Regions from separate parts of the Homo sapiens genome. Here region 2 is linked to region 1. Evidence: chromatin loops called from intact Hi-C (ENCODE). Cell type or tissue: heart left ventricle. All regions are shown on one strand. Each heading gives the region's core, and the rest is flanking DNA. Links, peaks and the distances in the headings are about the cores only.

The links. Hi-C counts contacts between places; a loop is a spot of excess contacts. Peaks named below come from ENCODE experiments on the same cell type or tissue, not always from the same donor. Only the 100,000 strongest peaks of a DNase experiment are listed, where the experiment ranks them.
Region 2: a loop joins it to region 1, with 2.5 times the contacts of the local background. A loop is called at or near these places in 17 of 110 quality-filtered maps.

The regions. Positions count from the first base shown.
Region 1 is chr9:113,495,684-113,504,965 of GRCh38, reverse strand. It overlaps RGS3 (regulator of G protein signaling 3), which reads right to left. Exons shown (of 23, transcript NM_001394167.1): 6 at 9,120-9,180; 7 at 7,562-7,652; 8 at 6,886-6,941. Among named protein-coding and RNA genes, the nearest start is that of RGS3, 37 kb to the right of the region's middle. RefSeq lists enhancers at 359-999, 1,000-1,642. In heart left ventricle, for the core only: a CTCF peak has its summit at 3,649; DNase peaks (open chromatin) are centred at 1,757 and 3,461; H3K4me3 peaks cover 3,589 bases; H3K27ac peaks cover 4,300 bases.
Region 2 is chr9:113,560,061-113,569,342 of GRCh38, reverse strand. All of the region lies in intron 17 of RGS3 (regulator of G protein signaling 3), which reads right to left. Among named protein-coding and RNA genes, the nearest start is that of RGS3, 100 kb to the right of the region's middle. RefSeq lists a silencer at 3,658-3,737 and enhancers at 3,720-4,014, 3,441-4,161, 4,162-4,883. In heart left ventricle, for the core only: a CTCF peak has its summit at 3,716; DNase peaks (open chromatin) are centred at 2,412, 3,644 and 4,282; H3K4me3 peaks cover 3,370 bases; H3K27ac peaks cover 5,917 bases.

The DNA of each region.
Region 1 (9,282 bases), core at 591-8,590:
ACAGGGGAGGAAACACTGGGACACACTCACTCCATCTCAGGCCAAGGGTCAGAGGAAGAGAGCTGAGGTTCTGGGGGCCAATCTGTGGCCAGGGCCCCAAGGCATCCCATGAGGACTCCCAGGTAAGGTCACAGATAGGCTTCCTGGCTGAACCTGAACTAGCCACTGACTCATGTGCCTGCTGAGGCCCATGTGCTTGACAGGTCCACAACTCCTACTTTCAGAAGTCCATGAGAGGGCCTTGCCATCTGGATGCTCTTTTCAAACTGGCACACAATTATTGAGCTCCTACAGCATGCCAGGCTCTGTGGACATACAGAGGCATGCAGCCTTGGTCTCTGGTTCCCAGAGGAGCACGAGGGTACACAAACCTCTCCAGAGTGAAGCAGGGCACAGCGGGCACTAAAGAAAAGCAGGAGGACTGGGCCATTCTCAGTCCTTTATGCTCCGACTATGGACGCCATGCTTGGCACATGGTAGGAACTCAGCAGAGGCTAATGCAGGGAGGACAGCCTGGCAGTGTCCCACACACAGGAGGATGTAGGGTGGTCTGCCAGCCCATTCCGGCTGCTAAAGGCAGCACAAATCAGAAAAGGGATTCAAGGGGTCCCGAGAGACCCCCTAGAGAAACTGGGACTTGGGGTGGGCCCTGGTGAGGCACAGGGAAGGGTGTCCCAAGTGAGTTGAGACAAAGGCCAGCTCAGCAAGCTTGGAAAAGGTCAAGGGCACAAGCCTTGTCAGGAGACTTCTGTCTCCTTCCTTTGAGGGTTGTCCCTGCAAGACTAGGCACCTGCACTCATTCACCTACCCACCATCCCAGGGCCAGGCATAAGGAAGGTGAGTGGGAGGGGGCTCAGAGTGACCAAGGGCCTTGGAAGCTGCAGGGACCTCTGAGGCTCTGCTTCCCACCAGCCCCGGGCCTGGATTCAAAGCAAGTTTGTAAAACAGGAAACCTGACAGACAAGGGGAAGGGGGAGGAGGCAGGAAAATACCCCGTTCCCATAAGAATTCTGGGAAAACACGCAGCTAAGACAGGAAGAGAAAAAAATGGAAAGAAAGAAAGAAAAACAAACGCGGGTACGAGTGTGGAAAGCTGGGGGAAAGGAGCAGCCACTAGTTGCCGGGCCCGCCTGAGGCCAGGGAAGACGCCAGGAGCCTGGCCCCCTCCATGGAACCAGCGGGGATTTTTTAGGGGCCTCACAAGCCAACCCTCAACCCAAGCACAAGCTGGGGTCCCAAAGCCTATCCAGCACTTCCCCACCCCTACCCCATCCAGGGCCAAAGCCCCCTGCATAGAAAACCCATCCCAGCACCCTGGGCTCTGGATGGCCAGTTATGGGGCAGTAACTGGAGAGTGGGGTCTGGGGAGGAGTGTGCTCCAAGAAAACAGCCTCCTCCTCCCACACCCAGACCCCACATCCAAGCAGGACTGTGGGCTGGGGGCCCCTCACCCTCCTGGGCACCAGCTTAAGAAGTGCCAGCCCAGACCACAGTCCAAGCCAGATGGGAGTGTGAAGGAGGGGAAGAGGAGAGGGTGCCGGGAGGCAAGCTCACCTCCTAGCTCGGAGGAAGCAGAATTACACTCTGTCCACCATGATCACTGACCACATTGAGAGGGTAGTGTCCAAAGAACCTGACCATCCCTGCAGCCCCTAGGGGAATGAGTATGCCCATTTTACAGACAAGGAGATAAGACTCGAAGTGCCACCCCCTCCACCCTCCGGCTCTCAGCCCTGCTCTGACCTGGAGGTGAAAGGAGCAGCCCTGCCCCGAGGCCTTGGCGGCTTCTGACAGAGCCTGTCCTTCCTGCGGGTGGTTCTCGCTCTTTCCTGTCCAGGGCAGGAACAGCCACTGCTCCCAGGTCTCACCCATGCCAGCCCCTTACCTCTGCTCTCCTGTCTAGTTTCTGTTCCTCTGTCCTGCCTAGACTGTAATCCCCAAATTCTGCCATGTATTAAACACCTCCTAGATAAATATGCACAGCAGACACTGAGCCAGGCTCTTCACACACATCATCCTATTCACTCCCATGGCACCATCGCTGGATTTCATTATCCTATTTTACTGACTAGGAGATAAAGGCTCAGAGAGGAACAGTGACTTGCTCAAAAGCCACAGCTAAAGAGGAACAGAGCTAGATTTGAGCTCAGACCTGACAAAAAGCTTGCTGCTCTCAATTCTGCACTGGTTTCTAACACAGAAACCATCTTGAACTCTGAGTCCCTGAGCCCTAGGTCCAGCCCACAATTGCTCCTGGCCCCACTCTGACAGCCAGCATGCCCAGTCTTCTAGCCCATAGCCCCAGGGTGACCAAGGACTACTAGATGTCCCAACCAGTGCTCTCTCTGTCTCACCACTCTGCCATCCAGACGCTAGTGTCGCAGGGGCTGCTTTTCCCAGCCCCATGAGGGCAGGAAACACAGAGTGGGGCCTGAAGGGCAGAACCTGAGAGCGGGGGAGGGCTAGAGAGAAAACACTGGATCCCCTAGCAGGCAGGTGGGGGGGCAGGGACCCCTCTGGGCATCTCCCTGGGACCTAAGCACTGCCAGTCAGAGGAGTCAAGACCCACAGTCCAATCTGGTCATTAAAACAAATAGAGGGGCTTCTCTATGTGATTTTTTAAAATCAGGACAATTTCAGAACTCCCTTCCAGATTAGATATCACTTGCCTTCACCATCCCTAACCCCATTCCTATTTTATGAGAAAAAATGGCCCATCACAGTTCTAGAAGAGGCTCAGGGGAGCTAATGGGATCATAATGGCCCAGTCTTCCCCCTTTCTAAGACCGGAGGCTAAGAGGCCAAACCCTCACTGTAAAGTTGGATTCCAAAGCCAAAGGAATCCTGAGCCATAGTGAGGCATCAGCAGTAGGGGAGAGGAAAGTTATACATATGTACATATACACGAAAACACCCGATCTCACATATGAGCACGTGCCAACATACACGCACAGGGGGCAGAATGGGCACTGCTGTCCTGTCAGAAGCAGGAAAAGTTAGCAAAAATACAAACTCTGCTCCCAGCTGCTCAGCAACCATGGCATTTTCAATCTCACACCCACAGCCCCTCCCCAGATAAAAAGAACAGAAAGCTAGCTGGATTATCTCACCAAAAACACCACCCAGCCAGTGGTTAGGACTCCATACAGAGCTGGGCCCTAAAGGGGCCTTGGGTCCAGCTCCTGTCTCTATCCTCCTCCCCATATCCAAGTGAGCCTGCAGGGAGCAGGAAAGGTCAAAGAAGACCTTGTGAGGAGCGAGATCCTTCTCAGATGGTCCCTCTACCCCTATCCCTGAACACCCCACAGGCTCCCCACAAGAGGCCAAGCACCCACCTGGCGGTAGCGGCGCTCCGAGCACACCTTGCAGAGCCCATTGAAGCGGTTCATGGCTGCGGGTCCTGCCTCGGCTGCCGCCCCATGAAAACCCAGCTCTCCCCCAGCAGCGGGAGCCCGCACTGGACCCGTCAGCCTGGCATGAGCACCCTGGGAAGCCCGCCCCACAGAAGAATGGCAGGAAATCACCTCTCACCTCCCCAAGCCCTGTCTGTGCTGTGTGCCTCTGCACGATAAGCCCGAAGGCTTCCTGAAACCTCAGAATGACAAGGAAGAGGGAGAGTTTTATATTAAAATTCCTGTCAACTAGTTAGTATTCCCCGGGCCCGGCGGGGAGAGGGCGCCTTTGTTCTGGCTGCATTCTCCGCCATGGGCCACTTTGTGATTCCAATGTTCTCACAAACACCCCTCACTGGAGGAGAACCCAGGCAGAAAACGTGGCTGCTCTATAACAACACCTCCTCCCCCTGCAAGTCCCAGGGACCCTGCTAGAAATCCAGGAGACTGCCCCAGCCTAAAGAATCCAAGGATACCTTGGGGGGGTTTGCACTCACAGACATCCCATCTCATGACAGGGAACATAAAACATTTGGAGTCTGAAGACCTGCCTGCCACTTGGAAACTACTTAAAAGTCAGTTTCGGCCAGGCGTGGTGGCTCATGCCTATAATCTCAACACTTTGGGAGGCCAAGGCAGATGGATCACTTGGGGTCAGGAGTTCAAGACCAGCCTGGTCAACATGGTAAAACCTTGTCTCTACTTAAAAAATACAAAAATTAGCTGGGCGTGGTGGCAGGCGCCTGTAGTCCTAGCTACTTGGGAGGCTAAGGCAGGAGAATCACTTGAACCCAGGAGGCAGAGGTTGCAGTGAGCTGAGATCATGCCACGGTACTCCAGCCTGGGTGACAGAGAAAGAGTCTGTCTCAAAAAAAAAAAAAAAAAAGTCAATTTATTTGTCCTTTGTCCATGGAAGTGGTTTGCTGTCAGGATCTGGTGATACACATGGACCATAAAGTCAAATGTGGAAGGGATTTCCAGGTCATCAGACAACCCAGCGTCCTCATCTTACTGACAAACAAACTGAGGCCTGGAGAGGTTATGGTCAAACAGCAGGGCAGTGTGGGGCTAGGACCAGAACCTGGGTCCTATTTCTTGCCTGGCAGTCCCAGGATAGCATCCTGCAGAGCAGCGCATGGTGAGCCCAGCTGCTTTTGCCCATCTCAGAGCCCCTGGGGAAGCCCAGCCACACACTCAAGTCCTTGATGACAGAGGGTTCCTTGGTTCAACCCAGCTTTGGTTGCTGTGTGACTGTGGGCAGGTCACCCAGGTTTCTGGGCCTCCATCTCCCCACCTGCACAGCACAGGAGCTGAAGAGATGGCCTCTGGGGGCTCTCCCCCGGCCCCAACCAAGCCTCTGAGAAGCACACCCTCTTTGCTGAGTCCCACAGACATCTCTGAGCACATAAGTTCAGGAAAATCCAGTGCACCTCAGAACAAGGGGCTCAGGGCCTGTGTGCAGAATCCAGCACGCAGGAGGACTTTACAAGCCACCAAGAAACCTGTGATGTTGGAGGAAGCAAACTTACGGTGTTGATGCCCATGTAATTTCCATGAATCACGAGGGAGGCCCCCTGATCACCATCCTCTCTGTGCTTGGCAAGTAGAAAGAGAGGAGGAAAGGTCTTTGCAGTTCCCCACAGAAGCCAGAGGAAAGCTTTTCAACTAATGAAACCACAGAAAACAAACCTGACAAGTTACTCCTGGCAAGTTTCTCTGTCTAACCCAGTCGCAGCTAGACACATGTGCCAGGTAAACTGAAATTACTTAAAACTAAAGTTGACACTCAGTTCCCCAGTCACACTAGCCACTAAGTGCTCAATAGCCACAGGTAGCAGGTGGTCACCACACTGGCCAGCACAGCTCTAGACTGCTCCATGGGGCAGGGCCTTAGACAGGTCCAGAGCTGCATCCCAGCACCCAGCACAGGGCCCAGCCTACATAGGTGGAAATATTTAATGAATGATGAATGAGTGAATGACTTGAGTCAGTGAACGTGAAAATGTTTGGTAGATTGTAATACGCCGATATTGTGTAATACGTAAAATACTATTAGGAACTACAGCAATGTCTTATATTCCCAGCTAGGCCATGCACAGGAGGCAGTGTGCCACAGCACACTGAAAAGGTGGCCAGCCCTCACTCAGAGCCTGCCTTCACCACCTGCCAGCTGTGTGGCCACAGAGAGGGCCTAATGCTCTGAACCATGTATGTCCCTCTCATCTGTGAGATGCGGAAGTAACAGCTGCCTTAGAGCGGGCAGTGAAGATTAGGTAACAGCACCTGGTATACAGGGGCTAATGAATTGCTGGGAGTTTGTTTCTCCTTTTTTTTTTTTTTTTTTTTTGAGATGGAATCTCGTTCTCTTGCCTAGGCTGGAATGCAGCGGTACAATCTCCGCTCACTGCAACCTCCACCTCCCAGGTTCAAGCGATTCTTCTGCCTCAGCCTCCCAAGTAGCTGGGACTACAGGTGCACACCACCATGCCTGGCTAATTTTTGTATTTTTAGTAGAGACATGGTTTCACCATATTAGCCAGGCTGGTCTCGAACTCTTGACCTCAAGTGATCTGCCCACCTCAGCCTTTCAAAGTGCTGGTATTACAGGCATCAGCCACCGTGCCCGGTCCTTTTTTTTTTTTTTTTTTTTTTCAATTGAGACAGAGTCTTGCTCTGTCACCCAGGCTGGAGTGCAGTGGCATGATCTCAGCTCACTGCAACCTCCGCTGCCTGGGTTCAAGTGATTCTCCTGCCTCAGCCTCCCAAGTAGCTGGGACTACAGACGCCCAGCACCATGTCTAGTTAATTTTTTTGTATTTTTAGTAGAGACAAGGTTTCACCGTGTTGGCCAGGCTGGTCTTGAACTCCTTACCTCAGGTGATCCGCCCACCTCGGCCTCCCAAAGTGCTGGGATCACAAGCGTGGGCCACCACACCTGGCCAAGTAATTCCCTCTCTTACTTGTTAAAGAAAACCGTAGATCCCCTGCCATGCCCTGCAAAGAGATGGAATGACTTTTGGAGAATTCTCCCAACTCCTTATATGAAAAAGGCTCCTTTCCAGACTTGAAGCCCTAATAGAGTTAGAACACCTTGGTCTCAGGTTCAGAATCGCAGCTGCCCCCTGACATCAAGCAGGCCTAACCTGGGAGGGTGATTCGGCCTCAGTCCCAGGGGAAGCAGGGGGCCGAGAAGTCTGTGGGAAGGGGAGGACTCGGTTTCTAGAGGCCCAAAGTTAGTAAGATCCAGATGCTTCCATTTCCAGAGGTGGGGGCCTGGCCATTTCCCCACCCCTGCCACGATCATGGATACCCTGAGAAGAGCATTTATTTCCTGTAATACACCTCAGGAAAATCAAGAAATTATTCCTTCTGAGTACATGACTTGCTGAGTTTCAAGCACCAAATGCTGCCCCTTTAGGGGTTTCCCGGGCCCAGGGGCTGTCAAGGAGCAGATCCAGCTCCTGGAGCAATGCCCTAGCTTGTCCCCACCTACCTTTAGTTTCTTCCCATTCTCAGTGTCCCCACCTCCTGGCATTCTCAGCAGCGGGTCTGGAAGGTGACAGAGCAGAATCAGAAAACTTCTGGTGGCAGAGAAGTCTCCCCTCCTCGGACCACCCAGAGGACAGCACTGGGAAACAGGCCCATGGGGCTGCCCAGGGCCACTCCTGGCCTCAGGATGTGGGGACACCTGAGGCTCAATCCAGACAGGGACTCAGGAGCCAGGGCTGCATGTGGGAAAGGCAGAACATGGAAAAGGGTCATGAAATCCACATTCTGAGCCTTAGGGATCATGGCAGGACCTAAACGCCCTGTCTGTAGAGGTGGGTATCCCAAGATGAGCAAGGCAGCCTGGGGGATCCCTGAGACATGGAGCTGGGAAGGGGCCACTGGGGAAGCATAAAGTACCCCACAAGGGAGGGAGCTAAACCACATGGGGTCAGACCATAGCCTCTACAGTAAAAGTCCAACCAGATAAACAGTGGAGGCATGGGCAAGAGGCTTCCTGCAGCCTGCACTCTAGCAAGTGCTCCTGAGAAGTCCCTGCACCCAGCAGGCTGATAGCATTCTCAGTAGCAGGGGCCACCAAATACCAGTACTGATGCCGCTATGCAGGAAAGGAGGGAGGGGGCAGGTCCTGGGAAGGGAAGCTGAAGGGGGTGTGCAGGTACCTCTCAGCGGCCGCAGTCGCCGCCTGGCCACCTTCAAGTGCTTGGTCCGGCCCAGGTGCTCCCCTAGGAGGTAGTACCAACCACTGATCTCCTGTCACGAGAGAAGGAATGGCACGCTCAGACACAGGAGGCAGAAGCACAGGTCAGGCAGCCACCAATCCCCCTCCAAAAGTAGCCACTGGACACCCACCCACAGGAGAGACAGACTCTCCAGCCTTCCTGGCCCCGAGCTGCCATGCCTGCACCTCCAGGAAGCCTTCCGTGATGCTCAGGGCAGATCTGGCTCTCCCCTCTGCCAAATTCCCACAGCCTCTTATCCCTGGAGGACAACCATCTACTTGCCTGTCTCCCCCACTAAGTTGTGCACAGGCTCTTTGATGTGCCTCACACTATGCCTGGTATACAGTAGGAGCCATATTTGTTGACAGAACAGAAGTGAAGGAGTGAAAGAGGGATGGAGAGACCAAAAGGCATCCTGTGGCTCCTGAGCAGTCTCCAGGGGGAACATCTTTTCTAGGAGAATGAAGCCAAGGCTGCAGTCAAGAGAAGCTCTAGACCGGGCGCGGTGGCTCACACCTGTAATCCCAGCACTTTGGGAGGCCGAGACGGGTGGATCACCTGAGGTCAGGAGTTTGAGACCAGCCTGGCCAACATGGTGAAACCCCATCTCTACTAAAAATACAAAAATTAGCCAGGCGTGGTGGCAGATGCCTATAATCCCAGCTACTCAGGAGGCTGAGGCAGGAGAATTGCTTGAACCTGGGAGGCGGAGGTTGCAGCGAGCCAAGATCACAACACTGCATTCCAGCCTGGGCAACAGAGTGAGACTCCGTCTCAAAAGAAAAAAAAAAGAGAGAGAGAGAGAGAAGCTCTTTAGGACTCACATGCAGGATAAAGGGTCCTCAGCCACCCACCCCAGGACAAAAATCTGCGTGGCAGGCCATGCCACAAGCCACCAGGACATTTCCAGGGATGTGCAAAAGGAGTGCTCCCCACCCTCCACCTTCCAGTTTGGGGAGTCCAGTGCAGCGTAGAAATTGATAAGGGACCAGTGACCCAGAGCTAGGAGTCTTGGGTCCCAAAGAGTCCTCCTCCAGCCTGAAGGAAAGCTCCACAGAGGATGGTGCTGCTCACTCCATCCTTGAGCACCTGTTAGGCCCAGAAATATCAGGCCTGGTAGACACATGAAGAGGACCCCTGGAACGGACCACGGGTGCACCTGGCCCTCATCTTCTGGGGCAGGCCCAGGAGTGCTCTGGGCCCCAAGGGATCTGCCAATGTCTTCAACAGCAGACACCAGACTCAGAGCCTCCTGGGAAGACTTGGGGCTGCCTAACAAACTGCTCTCTGGCAAGACAAACCAAGAAGGGGACCCAAACTCTCAGCTAGGCAGGTAATAAACACAGTGCTGCTATGCAGGCCACCCCACAGGGCACCTGTCTCAGTGGGGCACCATCTCACAGAGAGAAGCCCTGCCCAAGAGCTGACAGAGAAACTCTGCCTGTACCAGCCCCGGCCCAGTTGGGATGATCCTGACAGAAGCATCCCTAGGACCCACCTTGTCTGGAGTCAGGAGAGACTTCACCCCAAAGCTCATGCAGCCAATGAGTCCACTCTGTCTGGGAGAACAAGTGAGACTTGAGTCAGCATTTTTTTTCTGGGCTCTATCGGGAGGTCCATTATCAAGTATAGCATGGGTTTGCCTGATGCACTGTGGTTTA
Region 2 (9,282 bases), core at 534-8,533, 64 kb before region 1:
CCAGAGGCACTGCCAAGACCTTTCTCTGCCTCTCTCCTTGTTCCCTTACCCTCTGCCACCCTTCCCTGAGTCCCCGAGCTCTGCTATTTGCCCAAGGCTAACCCCAGTAAGAGGTAACTGAGGACACCACAGAGAGCCCTGGCTATGTGGCGAAAAGCATGCCCAGTTCCAAATACACACCCCCCTTTCTAAGTTGGGAGCCGCTGACAGTTCTCCGGCAGCAGCCTGAGCCACGGTACCAGGTGCAAGCGGGCTGGCCCATGGAGGGCAGGGAGAGGGGAGAAGCCCTGGGCCATCTGGAGCATACCTGGCAGCTATCCACACATCTCGAGTGATGACTTAGGCCCACTGCCAGAAGGAAGAGCATGTCCTGGGACCCTCTTCCCTCTCATCTGTGCCCGGAAGCTCTGATCTCCCAAGAGGCTTATGGCTCTAGCACACCTCCCACCATCCTGCCCCCATCCCCACTCCAATCCTGGAAGCCAGGGTACAGCTGGTTGTGCAGGGGCAGGCAGCACTCCCTGAGGCTGAGCCTGGCTGGTCTGCTGTGAGTGGCTCCAGCTTCTCCAGGCTTAGGGGGCTGAGCCATAAGCAGCCTTGTTTATTCCTGGGAGGAATGATGGTTTTCCCTAAGCAATGACATCTTGGAAACTGCCTGGCTCCACAAACAACAACAAACCTCCCAGCTTCGGCTTGGGCTGCAGCTTGCATGCGAAGGCTCCTGCCCAGAGGCGCCTGGGGAACAGGCTGGGGGCTGCTTCTCTGCTGCACCAAGCCCTGGCCCTGACCATTGACTTTTGGAAGCCAGGAAGAGGAGACGGCCTGCAAAGAATCAGAGAACTGGATATTTGGAAGGCACCTGGCAGTACTTGGTCCAGTCCCTAGTTGCTACAAAGGAGAAACTGAGGTGAGAAACAAGGCATATTTGCCTGAAATCATCAGTAAGAAGGGACGAGAAGGTGCCGCAGTCTCCAGCCCACCGACCAAGGGGCTTTGTCTATTGCACATGCTGCTTTTCCCAGAGGATAGCAGGGCTCTAGTCAGTGAGCCCGAAGGTCCAAAAGGGACATGTCACTGGTGAGTCCAGAAAGAGAGCCCCAAGATGAAACCTGGATACTCTGAGACATCCAGTTGGTGCAGTACAGAGAGGCCTGGGCAGGGGAACCTGAGTTCTTGTCCCTGATTTCCTGCTGAGTCGCATGTCACCTCAGGCAAGTGTCCTTCCTCTCCTGCCTCAGTTCTCTATCTATCTATCTATAGTTTGGTGCAAAAGTAATTGCGGTTTTACATTACTCTTAATGGCAAAAACCGCAGTTGCTTTTACACCAACCTAATAGAAGGCAAAGAGACTGCCATCTCCAGGGCCTTAAGAGGCCAATGGGAAGCAGCTCTCAAGGCCCCCAGGGACCCAGCTGGGGATAGGCACTCTCTCTTCAGCTGTGCCTCTTCTGAGGGAGCCACACAGACCACTGGCTTGAGGATCAATAACCCCAGACCTACTCTGGTTGGCACCATCCCAAGAGGGTCCAGGGAGCTGAGCTCCAATCCCCTGTAGTCTGTGCAAAGGTCCTTCAGCATTGCATTTCAACAAGCCAGGGCTATCCCCTCCACCCTCCATGGCCCAGGCTATGCTGTGAATTCCACCTAGCCCAGCATGACCCCTGAGTGGATTCTCCCTATGGTCTCCGCCAGGATGAAGCCAAAATTCTCCCCGCCTCACCTCCTATCAAACCCAGCCCCATCCCTTGGCCCTATGGATGCAACTTTGACATTCAGAGCCTAGGCCTCTCCTAAAGGGGCTCCCCGACAGGCCCTCTATGCCAGGCACAGAGCTAGGAGATGGGCGGACACAGCTGACTTGCATGTCACTGTTTGTCCTCAAAGAAAACCTGCCCTAGCCAGGACAATGCAACGCCCCTCTCCAACCATGCCCCAGGCCCCTGGCCAGGTCCTTGCGACTAAGGAATGAATAAGGCCCAGATTCTGCATACATAGGACACAAAGCAATATCCATGGGTGCCACCACCAATGGACAGACTCATTCTGGCTGGAGTATTTGCTCTAGTTGTGGAAGTTTGGATAAAATAAGACATGGAGGGGGAGGGGAGGGGAGGGGAGGGGAGGGGTTTCCAGGCAGCTGGAACAGCATTTGCAAAGGCAAGGAAGCCTGGAAGTGCAATGATTTCACTGATACCACATACTTATAATCAGAAGTCCCATCAACAATTTCTGGCTCAAAGCCCTGGAGACTTCTCACGAGGAGTGGTCACTTGCCTCAACTGCCTCATCCTCACAATCTGCCTGCTTCTCAGAAGCCAGTCTGGGCTTGCAGTGAGCCCTGTTGTGGAACTCGGCTCCCTGAAGGGCCTGCCCTAGGCTAAGCCACACCATGTGCTAGGGCTGGGGAAGAGGGGAGGTGCCCCTTGGCTGGGCACAGAGGACTCAAGGGGCCTTGGTGGAAACTTTGACTATGCCTGCAGTGCCCTGGCTGGGATCCCACAGGCACCAGCAGGGCAGCCTCTGCGGCTCCTTCCCTTGAGGAGATGTACCCACTCTAGCACTGGGAGAGGACGCCAGATAGCCACCCAGCCAGAAGGCCTGAGGGCAGCAGGATGTGGAAAGTTTTCAAGCATCGCTGTGGGGCCTGGTGTACCAAGCCTCTCAGGTCAGGAAGGTCAGATTTGAAGCTGAATTATAATACTTAGTTCAGGTCAGGGAAATGGTTTCCCACATGTCCTGTTCTTGCTGTTCTAGGAGGCAGAAGTTCTCTATCCTGGTCCCTGCTCAGCCACAGACCTGCTGCTCAAACTTGGACAAGGCTCCTCCCCTTTCTGGGTCCAGATTTATCCTCCTGCCCTGAGTCCTAGGGTTCAAGGGTTCTTCCTGGACACCTGGGAACAAGAATAGAGATGTGGACCCTCCAGGCTGGGAAAAGAATTAGCCTCTGTCTGCTCACAGTGGCCAGCTCTGTGGTGTGAGCCTGTCTCTACCACCACCCCCTGCCTGATGGGTCTCAGCTGGAGCCAAGGGAGCAGGTGCAGGCCCTCTCCCATGGGGTTGGAGGTCAGAGGCAAAGCATCTTTGCTTGTGCTTCCAGTGGACGTTTCAGCAGAGGCCGTCTCAGGGACCAAAGGCAACCCGCTGAGACTAGTTCCAGAGACCACCTCTTCCCCTGCCAGTGAAACTAGACACGAGCTTCCATCCCTGGTGCCTGGTGTGCGGCCAGCACCCCTGATACAATAGCCAACCCTGCTGGCTGAGCGCTCCCCTCCCATGCAGTGTCCCGACTTTTTGGCCACCAAACATTTCTTGTTTCTCTGAGAAAGAAAAGCTGGCTGTCCAGCCTAGAAGTGGGGAGCAGCCAACAGAGGAAGCATCCCCCAAAACTTGCAGGGCTCCCAGCCCCTGAGACAGACAGACAGACAGACACACACACACACACACACACACACACACACACACACACAGAGCTATCTCAGAACAGAGCACAAATGGTTTGGTTGCAACATGCCTATCAATGGCTGCCCTGGGGAAGAAACAATAGAAACAGGGGCACAGGGTGGCTTGGATGCCCGCCCACCACACACACAGTCCTGTCACCAAGGTACCTACCCAGCATACTCCAGCAGGGACCCAGGCGACTCCTGGCTGCCGCTCCTGCCAGCTCGCCCGCCCAGGTTTCCACCCGGCTCCTCCCGCAGGCGGGCGGCCGTGGCTGTGGCAGCTCCTGGCGGCCGTGTCAAGCGGCTGCCTTCCCCAGACAGAGCTCCTTTGTGTCAGCAGAGCTATTTATGGACTTACCCAAGTTCCCCAGGGGAGCGATACCTGCTAGGAAAAGCAGAACCAAATGACCAGGTTCCACCTCCCACATCTAGGTAGCGCTTTCAAAACCCTTGCATCACCCGTCCCTCCTCCTCTTCCTCCTCCTCCTACTTGTCCTCCTCCTCTTCCTCCTCCTCCAGCGCCTTTCCCAAACACACACCCTGTCTAGCCGGCCACCGCCACTCTGGAGAGAGGCTGGATTTCTTTCTTCCATTAAACAGAAAACTCTGTGGTTTCTCAAAGCACTTTCATCCGAGATGGAGTCCGGGATGTCTCAAAGAAGAGGGTCCTGGGCCAGCCCGTCCTTCTGCCCACCCCGCGAGGGGCCCAGCTGGCTCCCGGGTTACATGCTCACACGCATAGGCTGTGGGTCCCCTGTGGCTCATCCCCAGGGCCCAAGCTGGCCCCAAAGTGCTGCTCCGGGGGAGAGGCGTCCATCCCTCACAACGGCACCCCCTGGCACTGGGATCCCTAGCAGGCTCCACCCCACACACATCCTGAGGGCTCCCAGGCTGGGGCAGCGCAAAGCCGCCTCCAGCCGGCCTGCTGGCAGCCGCTCCCTGCAAGACCAAGCCAATCACCGAGGCACCGAGGCTTCCCTGTCACACCCCCACCCCGACGCTGTTCCTGTCCCAGTGGGAGGCTGCAACTGAACCCAGGCTCCTGCAGCCAGCACACGCTGACTTCCAGAATGCGACTGCCCCCAGGGTGGGGGGTGGCAGCTTCAGTCCCTTCCCAGCACACAGCTGAATCTTTGAATGCTAAACTCTGCAGAATCCTATGTGGAAAGAGAACCTGGGGCTTCCTCCCCCGGAGACAGCCAGCTGGGAGGGCAGTTTGGACTGTAACATCCTGTTACAGTAATATTGGCTATAATGAGAGTTACAGCCCTGAATGACAGAGACATCCCCAAGGAGGAACTGCGGGGGCAGTGGAACAAGCCCTGGACTGGGAGGAGAGGGTCCCCAGCTCCAGTTCCAGCTCCAGCACTGGTTAATTGGGTGTCACTGAGCAAGTTCCTTCCCCTCTCTGAGCCTCGGTTTCTTCATCTGTAAAAGGAGGCTGCTAACCTTAACCTGCCCACCTGTGGGATGAATAGAGGATTCTCTGAGCTGGCTCTTGGCTACCCTTTCTTGAGCATGAACTCCGTGCCAGGCCCTGTTCCCAGAGCTCTGCCTGCATTAATTCACTGAATCCTCACCAGCAGCTTGTGAGGAGGGGAGGACTATGATTACCCCAGTTACAGATGAAGAGTCCAAAGTACAGAATGGCAAAGGAAGTTGCCCACAGTCACATAGCCAGTTGTCTGTATAGCCAGGACTGAAAACTAGTTGCTCCTACTCACCATGCCCGCTCTTAACCACCATACAGCCAGACAACTGCAAGATGCTGCTGTGCCAGCACAGAGCTGTTCTCTGGTGCTGCAGTTTGTCATGATGTTGACAAATGCACCCTGGGCTGTCCCTGAGGCCCAAGTTGGGAATGCCCAACTTGTGGCTGGCTCCCACCAGAGCAGCAGGCATCCTGGGATGATGGCACAGAAAAAATGGACAGAAGGAGCCTCTATTTTCCCATGCCCACCCCACCCACCTTGGCCACCTAGGCTGAAGCACGGTGTCTCTGTCTCTTTCTCTCCCTATGGTAGAGACCCCCCAGGGTCTCGGGATGTTTCTGCCTGTATCCCTGCCCCTGTCTATCTCTGACTCTGTATTCCTGACTCTCTCACATACACAAGCATATACATGCACACTGCTACAAGAAAACATTCTTTATCGGGTCGACTCAGAATAGCCCTCCTCTGAGTTGGTCACTTACAAACTCCAACCAGTGTTTCATCTTGTCCCTGGGGGCAGAACCAAGGCAGTCCTTGCAGGGCCTAGGAACCTTCTAGACTGGAAGGCTGTCATCCTGCTGGCTCCTGAAAAGCAGGATTCACCCTTGGCCTGGGAAGCTAAGGAGGTGAGTCTCAAGAGATGGCCAATTCTGATGGAGCTAAACAATCACCAATGAGGCTGGCTGGTTTCTAGGATGGAATTTCTGGTGTGTGGGATAAGATTTCTTAGGGTGGGGAGCCTGAATATAGGATTCCTTCACGTCAGAGGTGCCCTCGAGCTTCAGCTGAGTTGTCACCTTCTTTCAATCAACAAACAGTTACAGAGCATAGACTCTGTGCCAGGCTCTGTGTTAGGCCCTGGGGATTGGCAGAGAACCAATAGGCAGGGCCCTGCATTCACAAAGCTGACAGTCCAGTGAGGGAGGCAGACATTAGCCATGGAGTGAGACTAATGACTCCAAAATTACGCCCTATGCTGTGATGGGCAAAGCAGCTCTGCCAACCCAGTGTGCTGAGTCCAGAACGAGTCCAGAATACATTCATCAATGCTCTGGACCATAGCATGGTGAGGAAAGGGTAGAGCAGCTCAGTGCCCCAAGGCCCAGAGCCTGCCAGGCCAGGATAGGAGAGCATCCCATGGCTGGAGGAGCCCTGGGGCAGCCACTGCCCTCTGCCTCCCATAGCTCCAGACACAAATCAACAGGGCTGGGGGGCCTCCCAGTGTATAGCCTAGGGCAGGATAGGGGAGTCACTGGCAGCCAGGCTTTCTAAGCCAGAGGGCCCTTGGAGATCTTTCACTGTTGTTTCCCATTTACAGTCAGTGAAACTGAGGCCCAGAGAGGGAAAGTAACTTTCCCAAGGAAACACAGCAACTGAGTGGCAGGGCTGGGATTGCTAACTCCCAGTCCAGTGCTCTGTTCACCACATCCCAGTGCTTCTCAGAGGTACATAAATGATGGTGCTGTTCAGTACAGGAGAAACTGGGATCTAGAGAGTGGTAAGATCTAGGTGGCCCACAGGCCCAGGGGTCAGCACCCGGGTACTCAGGAACTGGGCCCCAATCACTGATCCACATATTTCATACATAACAAACACTTATCTGACACATGACAGCACTGCTCTAAGCACTTTCTGATTACTGATTGATGGACTGATTGATTGAATCCTCATAGCCCTATCAGATATGATTTCTTTTTTTTTTTTTTTTTTTGAGACAGAGTCTTGCTCTGTCACCCAGGCTGGAGTGCAGTGGCACGATCTTGGCTCACTGCAACCTCTGCCTCCTGGATTCAGGCAATTCTCATGCCACAGCCTCCCTAGTAGCTGGGACTACAGGCGTGCGCCACCACACCCAGCTGATTTTTTGCATTTTTAGTAGAGGTGGGGTTTCACCATGTTGGCCAGGCTGATCTTGAACTCCTGGCCTCAAGCAATCTGCCCGTCTCAGCCTCCCAAAGTGCTGGGATTACGGGCAAGAGCCACGTGCCCAGCCTCAGATATGATTTCTAATATCCCCATTTTATGGATGTGTAAGCAGAGGCATAGAGAGACTAAGGTCACACTCTAGTAAGTTCAGGGCTACAGATGAAGCCCACTTCACTTTCCACTGTGTCCTGCACCATGGCGCAGGGCAGCCCATGGAACAGATGAGCCCATCAGTTACACAGAGAACTGTACAGCCCAACCACACAGGCAAACTCCACACTGTTCAGACAGGTTGGCAGCAGCTCCCAGGGCTAGGACCAGCGAGGTTCAGCAGGGACCCACCTCCTATTTTTGGAATACAGTACCCCCAAGCAGAGCCCAAGTCTTTAGACAGGCCCCAGGGGGGATGCAGCAACAGCCTGGGATGCAGCCAGGTGCCAGAGACAGGCTGCTCCCCTACAGCCCACACCACAGTGAGATTTCCGCTGTCTTCCTTTACTGCTTCCATTGCGTGAAGACCAATGCACCTCATGGGTTTATGCTCCCAAGACCCCATCACGAGCATGTAATTCAGCACTTTGGGAGGCTGAGGTGGGAGGATCATTTGAGCCCAGGAGGTCAAGACCAGCCTGGGCAACATAGGAAGACTCCATCTCTACAAAAAAAAAAAAAAAATTAAAAATTAGCTGGGCATGGTGCTGTGTGCCTGTGATCCCAGCTACTCAAGAGGCTGAAGTGGGAGGATCGCTTGAGCCCAGGAGGTTGAGGCTGCAATGAGCCGTGATAATTGTGCCACTGCACTCCCAGCTGGGTGACAGAGCAAGACCCCGTGAAAGAGAGAGACAGAGAGAGAGAGAGAGACAGAAAGAGGGGGAGAAGAAAGAAAAGAAAAGGAAAGGAAAGAAAGAAAAAGAAAAGAAGAGAAGGGAAGAGAAGAGGCCAGGCACAGTGGCTCACACCTGTAATCCCAGCACTTTGGGAGGTGGAGGCAGGGGGATAACTTGAGGTCAGGAGTTTGAGACCAGCCTGGCCAACATGGTGAAACCTCGTCTCTACTAAAAATACAAAAAAGTAGCTGGGCATGGTGGCATGTGCCTCTAATCCCAGCTACTTGGGAGGCTGAGGCACAAGAATTGCTTGAATCTGGGAGGTGAAGATTGCAGTGAGCCGAGATCACATCACTGCACTCCAGCCTGGGCAACAGAGCAAGACTCCATTTCAAAAAGAAAAAAAGAGAAAGAGAGAGAGAGAAGTCAGGGAAAGATGTGGTCCCAGGAATTCCAGAGCACTTCAGAGTAAGACTAGCCCCTTGCCCCTGCCAGAAGCTGCTTAGCTTTCATCATCCCCAGATACCCCAAGACTGTGCTGGGTACACACCGGCTTCAACTTCTGCAGAGCCCTGCCACTGTCCCAACTCACTGCAGAAGAAAGTGACCACCCCAGGCTGCTCTTTGAAACTCTATGGAAGTGTCTGTATATGGCCACCCCAGTCCAAGCTTTGAATCTGCTAACTCACTTAGAAAGCTCTGAGCTTTTACTTCCTGGGGCTCACAGCCCTGGTTTGGGAGTCTAGAGACTCTATGCAAAAAGGCCCTCCCCACTGCAGAGTCGGCCAAGAAATGTTAATTAGTTATTTCAATAACCACTGAATCCCTGCTCTGTGCCGGAGCCGGTACTAGGAACTAAGGATACAGAGCTGGCCGGAGCAGCCCGCCCATGGGATGGAACTTGGAGGGGGTCATGGCAGATGAAGCCGCTGATGCTGCAAACGGGGGCTGCCATGCTGTGTTTTGGCCTCTAGGACCCTAGCACCTGGGCAGGGGACACATTCTCCTATTGCTTGCTTGGTGTAGGTCTTGCTCTTCCTGGTGGCACGGGCCTTGTTCTGGGGCACCTGACACAAATGGTGGGGTGGGGTAAGACAGAGCAGGTATCCTCAGGTTCAAGTTCACAGGGAGCTGTGGTTTGTGGCCTGCAGAACCCAGGGTAAGCCCGTTCCCCTTCCTGATCTCAGTCCTCCATCTCTAAAATGAGACCAGGAAGTGGTTGTCCAGTGGCCCCAGCCCTACTCCTCCCCTCCCATGGACAGTCCCATGCCCCTTCAGGCCCTCTCACTAAAGGAATCAGCTCAGTCAGTGGAATTTAGAGAGAGCACAGTCTTTGAAGTCTAAAAAATCTGAGTGTAAATTATCCTGGGCAAG